2 separate regions of the Homo sapiens genome follow, and region 2 is linked to region 1. Evidence: chromatin contacts called from ENCODE Hi-C or POLR2A ChIA-PET data. All regions are on one chromosome and are shown on one strand. Each heading gives the region's core, a stretch centred on a gene start or an enhancer-like site at or near the end of the contact. The rest is flanking DNA. Distances are from core to core; before and after follow the strand shown.

What was found. A loop is a pair of places that touch in the nucleus more often than their neighbours do. ChIA-PET counts read pairs that join two places held with the same protein, here RNA polymerase II (POLR2A). Pooled maps may share reads with other maps.
Region 2: a map of astrocyte of the cerebellum shows a loop between it and region 1 (4-fold over the local background). The contact joins two enhancer-like sites. A Hi-C loop is called at or near these places in 5 of 168 maps with a recorded cell type or tissue (B cell, CD14-positive monocyte, OCI-LY7 and 2 more), 1 of 37 single-sample maps with no recorded cell type and 10 of 50 pooled maps. POLR2A ChIA-PET finds 5 or more read pairs at or near these places in 6 of 52 experiments (GM10248, Panc1, activated T-cell and 2 more).

The regions. Positions count from the first base shown.
Region 1 is chr15:85,491,453-85,496,792 of GRCh38, forward strand. All of the region lies in intron 2 of AKAP13 (A-kinase anchoring protein 13), which reads left to right. Among named protein-coding and RNA genes, the nearest start is that of AKAP13, 110 kb to the left of the region's middle. Within about 2 kb of position 3,104, at least 7 of the 41 ENCODE cell types and tissues checked have a DNase peak (open chromatin) inside an H3K27ac peak, as active enhancers do.
Region 2 is chr15:85,533,652-85,538,991 of GRCh38, forward strand. AKAP13 (A-kinase anchoring protein 13) reads left to right here. Exons shown (of 37, transcript NM_007200.5): 4 at 1-229. Among named protein-coding and RNA genes, the nearest start is that of AKAP13, 160 kb to the left of the region's middle. RefSeq lists an enhancer at 379-458. Within about 2 kb of position 2,529, at least 10 of the 41 ENCODE cell types and tissues checked have a DNase peak (open chromatin) inside an H3K27ac peak, as active enhancers do.

The DNA.
Region 1 (5,340 bases), core at 1,854-4,353:
ATGGATGTTCTTGAATTGAGGAATATGTATATATTTATATATATTTATTATATATTATATATTATATATATTATATATTTTATATATAATATATATATTTTAGCAGATTTGGCTCTTATGAGAGGACAGTGTAATAAAGAATACTTCTTTGTTTTTATATTGTTTCATGGCTGGATTGCTTTTTGGGAGGAAAAAAACTATTTTCAAAACTTGGTACTGTTACTCCATTTGTGAACCTGAATAAGTGGTGTATAATATGATTTAATAGTAGTCCTTTCATTCTCTAGTTTTCTGTGGGTACTTTACCTGCAGTTGTGTAATTCATTTGCATCACCTGTAACCTTTCTAGTTGACAGCTCCTTAAAAACAAGAGCTCATGTTTGCATAGTACCTCATAGTTAAGAAAGCACATTTGCATGCCTTACGTTAATGCATGCAGTGCTCACAGCAGTGTTACCAGTCCCAGAGCAGAGAAAGCTGCATCGTTACTTTCGTCATACATAAGGAAACATAAGGTTAAGACGGTTCATCTAGTGAATGGCAGAAGTGGGGCTTTACCCAGAAATGGTTACTCTGAAATTCATTTTCATTCTTCTATATACCAAGATGTCTTATTACAAATACCAAGTCCACAACTGTTCCATAAGATGCAAACATGTCATAGCACTTAATATTATAGAGACTTGCAGAAATAAAATCCTTTTAAAGAATAGGTAACCCAAGTTTACTCTTCCATTTCATGTTTTAAAAGATTTAATGGGTTTTATTTGAAATAACTCCAAGGCCAAGCACAGTGGCTCATGCCTGTAATCCTAGTACCTTGGGAGGCCAAGGCAGGAGGATCGCTTGAGCCCACGAGTTCAAGCCTGCAGTGAGCTATGAACATACCACTGCACTATAGCCTGGGCTACAGAGCGAGACCCCATCTCAAAAAACAAAACAAAACTTTAAATGTACAGAGAAGTTACAAGAAGAATACAATAACTTCACCTCTATCAACTCTTGTTAAATTTAGTCACATTTGCTTATTCTCTGTATTACATATTTTTATTTATTTTAGTCATTTGAAAGTTGCAAACAGTATACTCTGTTCCCCTTAAATATTTCAGCATATATTTCCTAAGAATGAAGACATTCTGCTTCATAACCACAGTATAATTAACAAAAAACAGGAATTGTAACATTGATGTAATACTCTTACATGATGTAAGTCTATATTCACATTTCTCTAATTTTCCCAATAATGTCCATTATAGCACCCTTTTCCTTTTTCAATCCAGGATTTAAACACATTATATCTCTTTAGTCTCTTAATTTTATTTTGTAGCATGTTTTGTCATGATTTTGGCAATGGACTACATGAGTGATGTTCTTGGAGTATCACATTAGGAGGACACATGATGTATTCTTTTCCAATTATTGGAAGTGTTAACTTTGATACCTTAGTTAAGGTGGTATTGAATCTACATAATTTATCTGTTCCAGAGGAATTGGGCATATAAGAGATGGTATGAGTAGTTGTTCACTTTCCCCCTCTAAAGTTGTTTCTGGTTTGGAGGTATCTTTTGCATATTGGATTTTCCTAAAATGGGGTACCCTTGTTCTGCGCAAGGTGTACCCTTGAATATAGGCGAAAGGGCTAATGTCAACAGAGAGCTCATTTTGAGTGATAAATTGCCTGAGGTTTAAGGGGGCGTTGTCTCTGCCTTTGTGGATACACATGGTTATTTAAGAAATGTAATACTCAGCTGAGCTATAATGACCATTTTTAATATGGAACATAGTAGGCACTTAGTAAACATTCATTGAGTGAGTGAATGAACTACAGTTTAGATAAGACTACTAAAATTTTAATGAAATTCACTTCATTTTGACAGAGCTACTTTTCTTAAAATTGCTCATTTGTTTCCCAGGTTTCATTCATTAATCTGCCTAGCATAGGCCCTGAGTAGCTAGTGATGTCACCTTTGTTACTGAAGGTGTGGCCAACAGGGAAATGAAGGTGATAACCTTGTCTTTATGGTGCATGTGGAACCTTTGAAACTGTAAGGAAATCCTTACAGCATCCCTGTGAAGTACAGCTGAGTGTGTTTGATAGTTTTATTACAGAGATGCATTCTGTGAGATAATATCTTACCTAGTTGAAGAAGCGTACTAGAAATAGTGCCTATATCTCTCCAGTCCTGAATTATCTTAGTTCTTTTGGGAGTTATAATCTGAGCCATTTGTTTATAGCAAGCCATGTGACTGCTTCTATTTTTTATGAACATAGTACATGCCCCCTTTGTCTCTAGAGCTCTCCTCACTGTCAAGATACAAAGCATAGTCTTGTCCTAGACGGGGTAAGGGACGAGGGATGCTGTCAGATGATAAAAGAAAAAGCCAAGCACATGAAGGAAAGGTTGGTATTAAAAAATGTATTACATTTCTTAAATAACCATGTGTATCCACAAAGGCAGAGACAATGCCCCCTTAAACCTCAGGCAATTTATCACTCAAAATGAGCTCTCTGTTGACATTAGCCCTTTCACCTATATTCAAGGGTACACCTTGCGCAGAACAAGGGTACCCCATTTTAGGAAAATCCAATATGCAAAAGATACCTCCAAACCAGAAACAACTTTAGAGGGGGAAAGTGAACAACTACTCATACCATCTCTTATATGCCCAATTCCTCTGGAACAGATAAATTATGGAGATTCAATACCACCTTAACTAAGGTATCAAAGTTAATGGGCTCTATCTATCACCACTCCCACACTCTAAGCCCTACTGGATCTAGCAACCTAGCAACTAGACTCCAGAAACAGTAAATAAATCCTCCCTCAGACTAACAGCTGAAAAGGAAACAAGAGTTTTAGACTTCTGATGAAGGAGGAGGAAAGGGTCTTTGGATGCCCCTTATGTCAGGCCCCAGGCTTAGTCTGGAAGAGATCTGTCTAGGCCAGGCCTGAAGCTCTGCAAGGTACAAGGAAATAATAGCTGTCAAGAATTAGGCGACGTGGATGAATCCCATACTTGATATGCCAGAGAAAGTCACTTCCTCTGTCCTCTCATCATTTTACTACACCCAAGTGAATGTCCCACACTCAGTTCTACATGTAGGAATGGACTTTATGGGAGAGGTCAGGACTGGTGACGAATTTGATGAGTCATAGGAATCATTGTATGTTAGGAGTGGTTGAGCCCAGTCTTCCGGAAGAGTGAGGATATTGAACTACAGAGAGAGATTGAGGGAAGTTGCCTGCAGTTTCACAGCAGGTTACGAGAGGTCTGAACAGGTAGCAGAATCTGCAAATAATTAGCTTATCTGGTGTACAGGAGGCAGGTCCCTAATTGGTTTGAATTTAATACTCAAAGTACATGCGCAGAGAAGTTATAGTATAAGATTCAGAACAAATGGGCTAAGTAAGAGAAAAAAATGTAGCAATTGGAAGATGAAGAAGAGAGGAATATTCAAAAAGATAGCATTGTGCTCCTTTCTTGGTGGAGTGAACAGGTGAGGATTATACTGTCTTTATGGATTATAGGTACATTGGAAAATAGTTTACAGTTATTATTTGAAATTCCTCTATAGTGAAGGAAGTAGTCAAGATAAAATGTGTTTTGTGACTTTTGATATAGGAAAGTCAGTAATAGCCATCTCAATAAAGTATATGCTCAGCTATTTCATCTTTATACTTAGAGATTCCTCAAGAGGATGGTTACACATTAGCTCTGGATCAGTGAGAGTAAGACCAAGGCCCTGGAACAGTAAGGCTTTCTCTTGTAAAGCTCAGTTCCCATGGTTCTTTGATGCTTTTTCTGTGTTAGAATAATGTTCTTTACTGGTTTCCAACATGTTTCGGTGGGCATTGGACCCTTGTGGTTAATGATCTGTGCAGCTGTAACTCCAGAGTGGCTGGCTCTACAGAACACTGACTCAGATGGCTTGTATTCGATGCTGATAATTCACTAACTAAAACGACTATAAGAACACATTTCAAGAGGAGAAATTTGGGGTGCATATCTCAGATTCTTCAGTTATAAACTTGCTTTTTTGTGTCTCTTAAGATTTATGGTCTATTGAACACATCTCTGTGTCTCCCTCAGGAAAGCCAAACAGCATATTTTTGCCCCTGCAAATTAAACACTTTTTAAAGCCAGTGAGTTACTCAGATGTGAGATTTCAATTTTTTCCAAGGCATGCTCGAAGGTAATATATGGGATAATAATCATTACCTGCCATATGTTTGGGATAAAACCCACACTTATTAGATTTTCAAGGGGAAGAGCCATTCCAATTATAAAACAAATTTCCAGAACCCCAACAGATCTGGTTGATTATGTCGTCCTTCCTCTCTTGTTTTCTCTCAGTACCAAATGTTTTTGCATGTAACTGCTTCTGGGAGGAGGCAAAACATCCTGATAATAGAAGAGCACCATAAGAAAGAATTATCTGGCACTAGATGCCTTTCTTTATTTAAAATGTGCAAAACAAAATCTCCAGTGATTTTAAACTGTTTCTATTAGAATAGGGACCGTTCCTTATGATATTGTTCTGTTTTCCCAAGGAAAAGTTAGGGTGCTATTATTGGTTGAGAACCTACTCTTGGCAAGGAAACATGGCCAGCACTTAATACACATTACCTGATTTAATCATGACAATAGACATATAGGGTTTGGTTATTGTATCCACTTTACAGCCAGGGTGGATGGTAGGGTTCGCATCCTGTGAGTGGCTACAAAGCACCCCCACCTCCTTTTTTCCCTCAAAAGCCCATTTAAAGAAGGGAAATCAGAAGAGCGTATCCACTGGACTTGCATTTAGATCTCGAGAAAAGCTTATCAGAGTGATTTTCTACCACCACATTGGGTTCCTGTTTACTCCAGACTTACATTTTCAGCCTCCGTGAAGACTTGGACTTTGCGCGTAGATTAACTTGCTTCTCTGTTTATGCTAATTAAAACAGACCTCAGAAGACGAGCATGCAAACGGAGATACTGTGATTAGGAGGAGGAGGTTTTAAAATTTTTATCAGTTAAAAAAATTTATTCCTGAACAAGTGTAGTTTGCATAAATAATCAAATTTTTGAAGGGCCACAGAAATTAGGTTACCTCAGCTTAGTGTTCTCAGTTGCCTCCTTATAGGGAAGACTAATTTGGTAATGGCACAGTTTTATCGTTCTTCCTAGGAAATGCATTTCCACAGCAGGCTCTGAAATAACCTGGCTGTGCTTCTCACTTGGCTGTTAGGATACATTTTGCTTATACAAAGAGCCTTATCAGCCTCCTGATCTCTTAAATGGATTACCTGCCTTTGCCTTAACAATACATTTCTGATAGGTCTGCTCCAGCAT
Region 2 (5,340 bases), core at 1,279-3,778, 42 kb after region 1:
GTGGCTGAAGAAGACTTTCATTTCGTCCAGGATGAAGCGTATGATGCAGCTCAATTCCTAGCAACCAGTGCTGGAAATCAGCAGGCTTTGAACTTTACCCGTTTTCTTGACCAGTCAGGACCCCCATCTGGGGATGTGAATTCCCTTGATAAGAAGTTGGTGCTGGCATTCAGGCACCTGAAGCTGCCCACGGAGTGGAATGTATTGGGGACAGATCAGAGTTTGCATGGTGAGAATTTATATGATCTACAAACACACTTTAAGTTTGTGATATTTCTACTTTTTTTTTAATGGGGCTACTTTTCTATGGTCATCATATTCAGGTCTTCCACAGAGGCTGCGTAAATCTTAGAATTACTGTAGGAAAGTGGCCTCAATGGCATCTCTTCTAGGTTCTTCAATTGAGCTGTTAAGCATGTTGTTGCAGCGAAATGACCCTAGGGATTACCCAAGGAGAGTGGCACGTCACCTTCCTGTGGGTCTGGATTTCAGATTTGATCTCTCAAGTGTAGAAAGTGACATGCTCTTCATGAGGAGAGTAGCAGAGTTACTTTTTGGTGTTTAATGATCAAAGACATGGTTTTCATTATTGTATTCTGAAGTTCTCTAAAGATAGCCTGGAAGTGAAGGAGAGGAAAGATTGGGCAGTGAGTGGGAGGAGCATGAGAACAGGGTGTGCTCTGAGAAACCACACACTTCCTTAACCAGGTTAGTGTCACTCTTACTGACTTTATCTGTTGGCCCTCCCTATGAGAGTTCACTGAAGAAAGGACTTTTTGTTTGTTTTTTGTTTTTTTTTGAGAACGGGCTTTCACTCTTGTAGTCCAGGCTGGAGTGCAGTGGCATGATCTCGGCTCACTGCAGCCTCCACCTCCTGGGTTCAGGTGATTCTGCTGCCTCAGCCTCCCAAATAGCTGGGATTACAGGCATGTACCACCATGCCTAGCAAATTTTTTTTTTTTTTTAATTAGAGACAGGGTTTCACCGTGTTAGTCAGGCTGGTCTCGAACTCCTGACCTCAGGTAATCTACCCACCTCGGCCTCCCAAAGTGCTGGGATTATAGGCATGAGCCACTGCGCCCGGCCAGAACTCCACTTTTTCAAAAATATTTACATAGTAAGTCCTCTTACTCAAACAAGGGTTTTCCCACATAATTCTAGTAGCCAATGACATCTACTTGATGTCATAATTGTATAGATATTTTTTAATGAAACATAATGTGTACCTGGAGTTCAATAAGTAACATCCAGTTTCCCTTCTGAGTTCAAGTCCAATTGAACGATTTGGGAGTCCTGAGATAGAAACCAAAATGTTTATTACTGATGAAATCTAGATTGGAAGCCTGATGTTAGAGCTCCTGCCAGAAGGGTCTGCTTGTACTTTCTATGTCTTCAATGAAAGAGCTGGTCAGTCACACCATTGCCCTGTAGAGTCCACCCAGCCTTGAGTATTGAATTATTTTGGGTAAGCAGACCACAAGTCACTCTCCCCACAGGTGAGCAGTTCCTGAGGAGAAATACCCAGAGGGGCCTGAGCCATAGCATAGTTAGTTTCTACACTCAGATGAATTTTGTCTTCTTCCATGGAAGAATGGTAAAGAGGTCTTTGCCAGCTTTGATTCTCTTAAATCTACACTAAATTTAACAGTTAAACCTGTGGTCAGCCGTCAGAACGGTGTCCCATACTGTCAGGTGCATACTGTCAGATTCTACCTGGATAGTCCTGCCCAGGTAAAACCTGAAAGGAAGTATCAAATCAAGGAAGAAAGGATTTATCCTTTTCTTCTTCTTTTTTTAAGTATAGTGTCCAAGAAACTTCTGTCTTGCTAATATTTAGAGATCAGAATATTTGACATTCTGAAAAGGCACTCATGCCTTATATAAACCTGGTGATGGGCCTTAATACCTCTAGCTCCTCCTATTTCTGTATTGATACAGGAATGTTTATTCTGGCTGCCTTTCACAAATCAGTGTCAAGATAGTACTGCATTAGTTATTTGTGGGGCTTATGGTGTTTTATGGTTTTGTTTTGTCTTGTTTAAAGAGGGGCCCAGGAGTTGGATAGTTTTATGTTGCCATGATTAAAAACAACTATTAGAAAAAGCAAACATCTGAAACTTTGGACATATCACTTCCTCTTTCTCTCTCTTTTTTTTTTTTTTTTTTGAGATAGAGTCTTGCTCTGTCGCCCAGGCTGGAGTGCAATGGTGCAATCTCGGCTCACTGCAACCTCCATCTCCTGGGTTGAAGCGATTCTCCTGCCTTAGCCTCCCAAGTAGCTGGGAATACAGGCACATGCCACCACACCCTGCTGCTTTTTTGTGTGTTTTAGTAGAGACGGGGTTTCACCATGTTGCCCAGGCTGGTCTTGAACTCCTGAGCTCAGGCAATCCACCCGCCTCAGCCTCCCAAAGTGCTAGGATTACAGGCGTGAGCCACTGTGCCCGGCCACTTCCTCTCTTTGGGCCTTAACTTCCTTGTCTTTAATAGGAGGGAATTGGCCAGCTTTAATTTTTTTTTGTACTGTCAGTGTACTGGTAAATTTTCTGTTGCACAAAATTGCTCAAGCAGTGCTAACAAAGGCCAAACCAAATTTGAACACTTGAGGAAGGAAATACATATTAAAACCACAATGAGATATCATTACACATTTATCATAATGGCTAAGATGAAGAATACCAAGTGCTGGCAAAGATGAAGAACATATCATATGTTGCTTGTAGGAATGCAAAATGTATAACCACTCTAGAAATATTTGGCAGTTTCTTGTAAAGTTAAACATACACTTAGCGTATGACCCAGTAATCCCACTTTTGGGTGTTTATCCTAGAGAAATGAAAATCTGTAGTCACCAAAAAGTCTGTGCACGGACGTGCTCATAGTAATGTTATTCATAATCTTCAAAAACTGGAAATAACCCAGATTTCCCTCACTGAGTGAATACAGAAGCAAACTATAATATATCCATACAGTGGAATACTACTCAGCAATAAAAAGAAGCAAACTGTTGACATGTGCAACAACTTGGATGTGTTTTAAATGCATTATGCGGGAAAATGAAGTCAGTTTCCAAAGGTTCCATACTATGTGATTCTATTTATATGATATTCTGGAAGATGCAAAATTATAGAAAAAGAGAACAGATGAGTAGTTGCTAGGGGCTGGGAGTGGGGGAAGTCTGACTGGAAAGAGGTATCATGAGGGAATTCTTTGGGTTGTTGGAGTTGTTTTGTCTTGTTCGTGGTGGTGGCTGTAAGAATCTATGCATGTGTTAAAACTCATAGGAGTGTACATCCCCTAAAGGTGAATTTTATTGTACATATATTTAAAATAATAAAATAACAAAAGAAATTGTGTAAGTTGTATACTTTGCAAGGTGAAATGCATGCAAGTGACTTGATAGAAGTGTCTTTAAGTCAACAACTGGGATGAGGAATCTGATTTTCTGTGCTCAGTTCACATTCTGCAGTTTAAATTGTTCTATTAATTGATGATTAGAATCTGGGAACACTGGGTACAGTAAGGGAGAGAAGCATCAGTTAAGAGTTCATCACGCCTGCTGTTGAGGGACAAATGTAATGGAATAGTCTGTTCACATCAATGAGTTGCACATAAATACTTTTAAATAGGTATTTAAAGGAGAAAGGTACAAAGTAACCATGATGCCTGAGGTAATACAGGTAAATAAGGCACCTTGTTACATAACAGGACTTCTTGCTGTTGAAAGCTAGGATGTTTAGAGATATTCTAGCCTAATACTTAGACAAAGTAGTTTATGTAAGATTTATGGCTAATCCTCCTACTGTTTTAATTGTTTAGTTGCAGTGCTTTTTAGCTTTCTTCAGGTCAGTGACTCCTTTGGAAATTGCTCAGATTTCTCCTCAGAAAAAAATGTTTATAGGTGCCTATGTGCACACATTTACATATGATAAATTTCTTAAGTCTCCCTGAACTTCAGGCATGAGCATAAAGTTAAGAATTCTGGGTTTAACTTTGCTCTTACAAAGTGGGAAAAGCAGGGGCATTGGAGTCAGTTTGTTTGCATCCTGGCTTCATTGCAAGAGTTTGTGCAAAATACTCAATCTCTCTGTTACTTAATTTCCTCATCTGTGAAATGGGGGAAAGTGTATTCTGATAATGTGTGCTAGTTTATAAGCTATTCATTTTGAATGTACCATTTGGAGACACAAAACATTGATGTTTTACTTGTTACAAAAATTAATCTTCACTTTAAATATGAACAGGAGGGAGTTTGTCCTTTTAAATCTTCCAAATGTTCTCTCATCCCTAATTATATAAACAAGCTTCTACACATTGTACTGTTTGCCACAGTTCTGCCTTAAATGCAGGTGATAAGGATTCATCTGGGTGTGGCGTGAATGGTGGGGTAAGGACATTTTTTTCTCTGAGTTTTCCAAGTCTCACTTAGTTTCTCAGCTCGGTGGTTAGTGAAAATGGTAAGCTAGGGGGGTGTTTTCCCTGAGAGACCCTTGTGCAGTAGCCGTCAGCATAACTCCCAGGTAATGTAGGGTGGGCCCACTGCAGACTTGCTCTAGAGGAAGCAGGGAGAAACATCCTGGGGGAATCTTCATTCTTATTTACTCATGATATTGTATAACCAAGTGAAAAAGAGATCTGATCATCTTTGGGGGCAAGAATTCTCCCCTCAAAGAGAAATTTGGGTGGAGAGGTGGAAGACAGGTTTAGGAAAAACTGCAGTAAGAACAGCCTGTGTATTCCCAATTCTATACATCTGATATTGGTTAATAGGTCGCCCACCATAATCATTTGATGATTCAGTTCCCACCTCCTTTCAGAGTGTTTGATAGCTTTTCTTTCTTTTTTTTTTTTTTTTTGAGACGGAGTCTCGCTCTGTCGCCCAGGCTGGAGTGCAGTGGTGTGATCTCAGCTCACTGCAAGCTCCGCCTCCCAGGTTCATGCCATTCTCCTGCCTCAGCCTCCCGAGTAGCCGGGACTACAGACGCCCGCCACCACGCCCAGCTAATTTTTTATATTTTTAGTAGAGACGGGGTTTCACTGTGTTAGCCAGGATGGTCTCGATCTCCTGACCTCGTGATCCTCCCGCCTCGGCCTCCCAAAGTGCTGGGATTACAGGCTTGAGCCACCGCGCCCGGCCTTGATAGCTTTTCATAAATATTTTTTCGTAGCTACATTAGTGTTTGTGTATTTTTTTTTTTTGAGGGAGTCTTGCTCTGTCCCCCAGGCTAGAGTGCAGTGGTGCGATCTCAGCTCACTGCAAGCTCTGCCTCCCAGGTTCACACCATTCTCCTGCCTCAGCCTCTTGAGTAGCTGGGACTACAGGTGCCCGCCACCACGCCA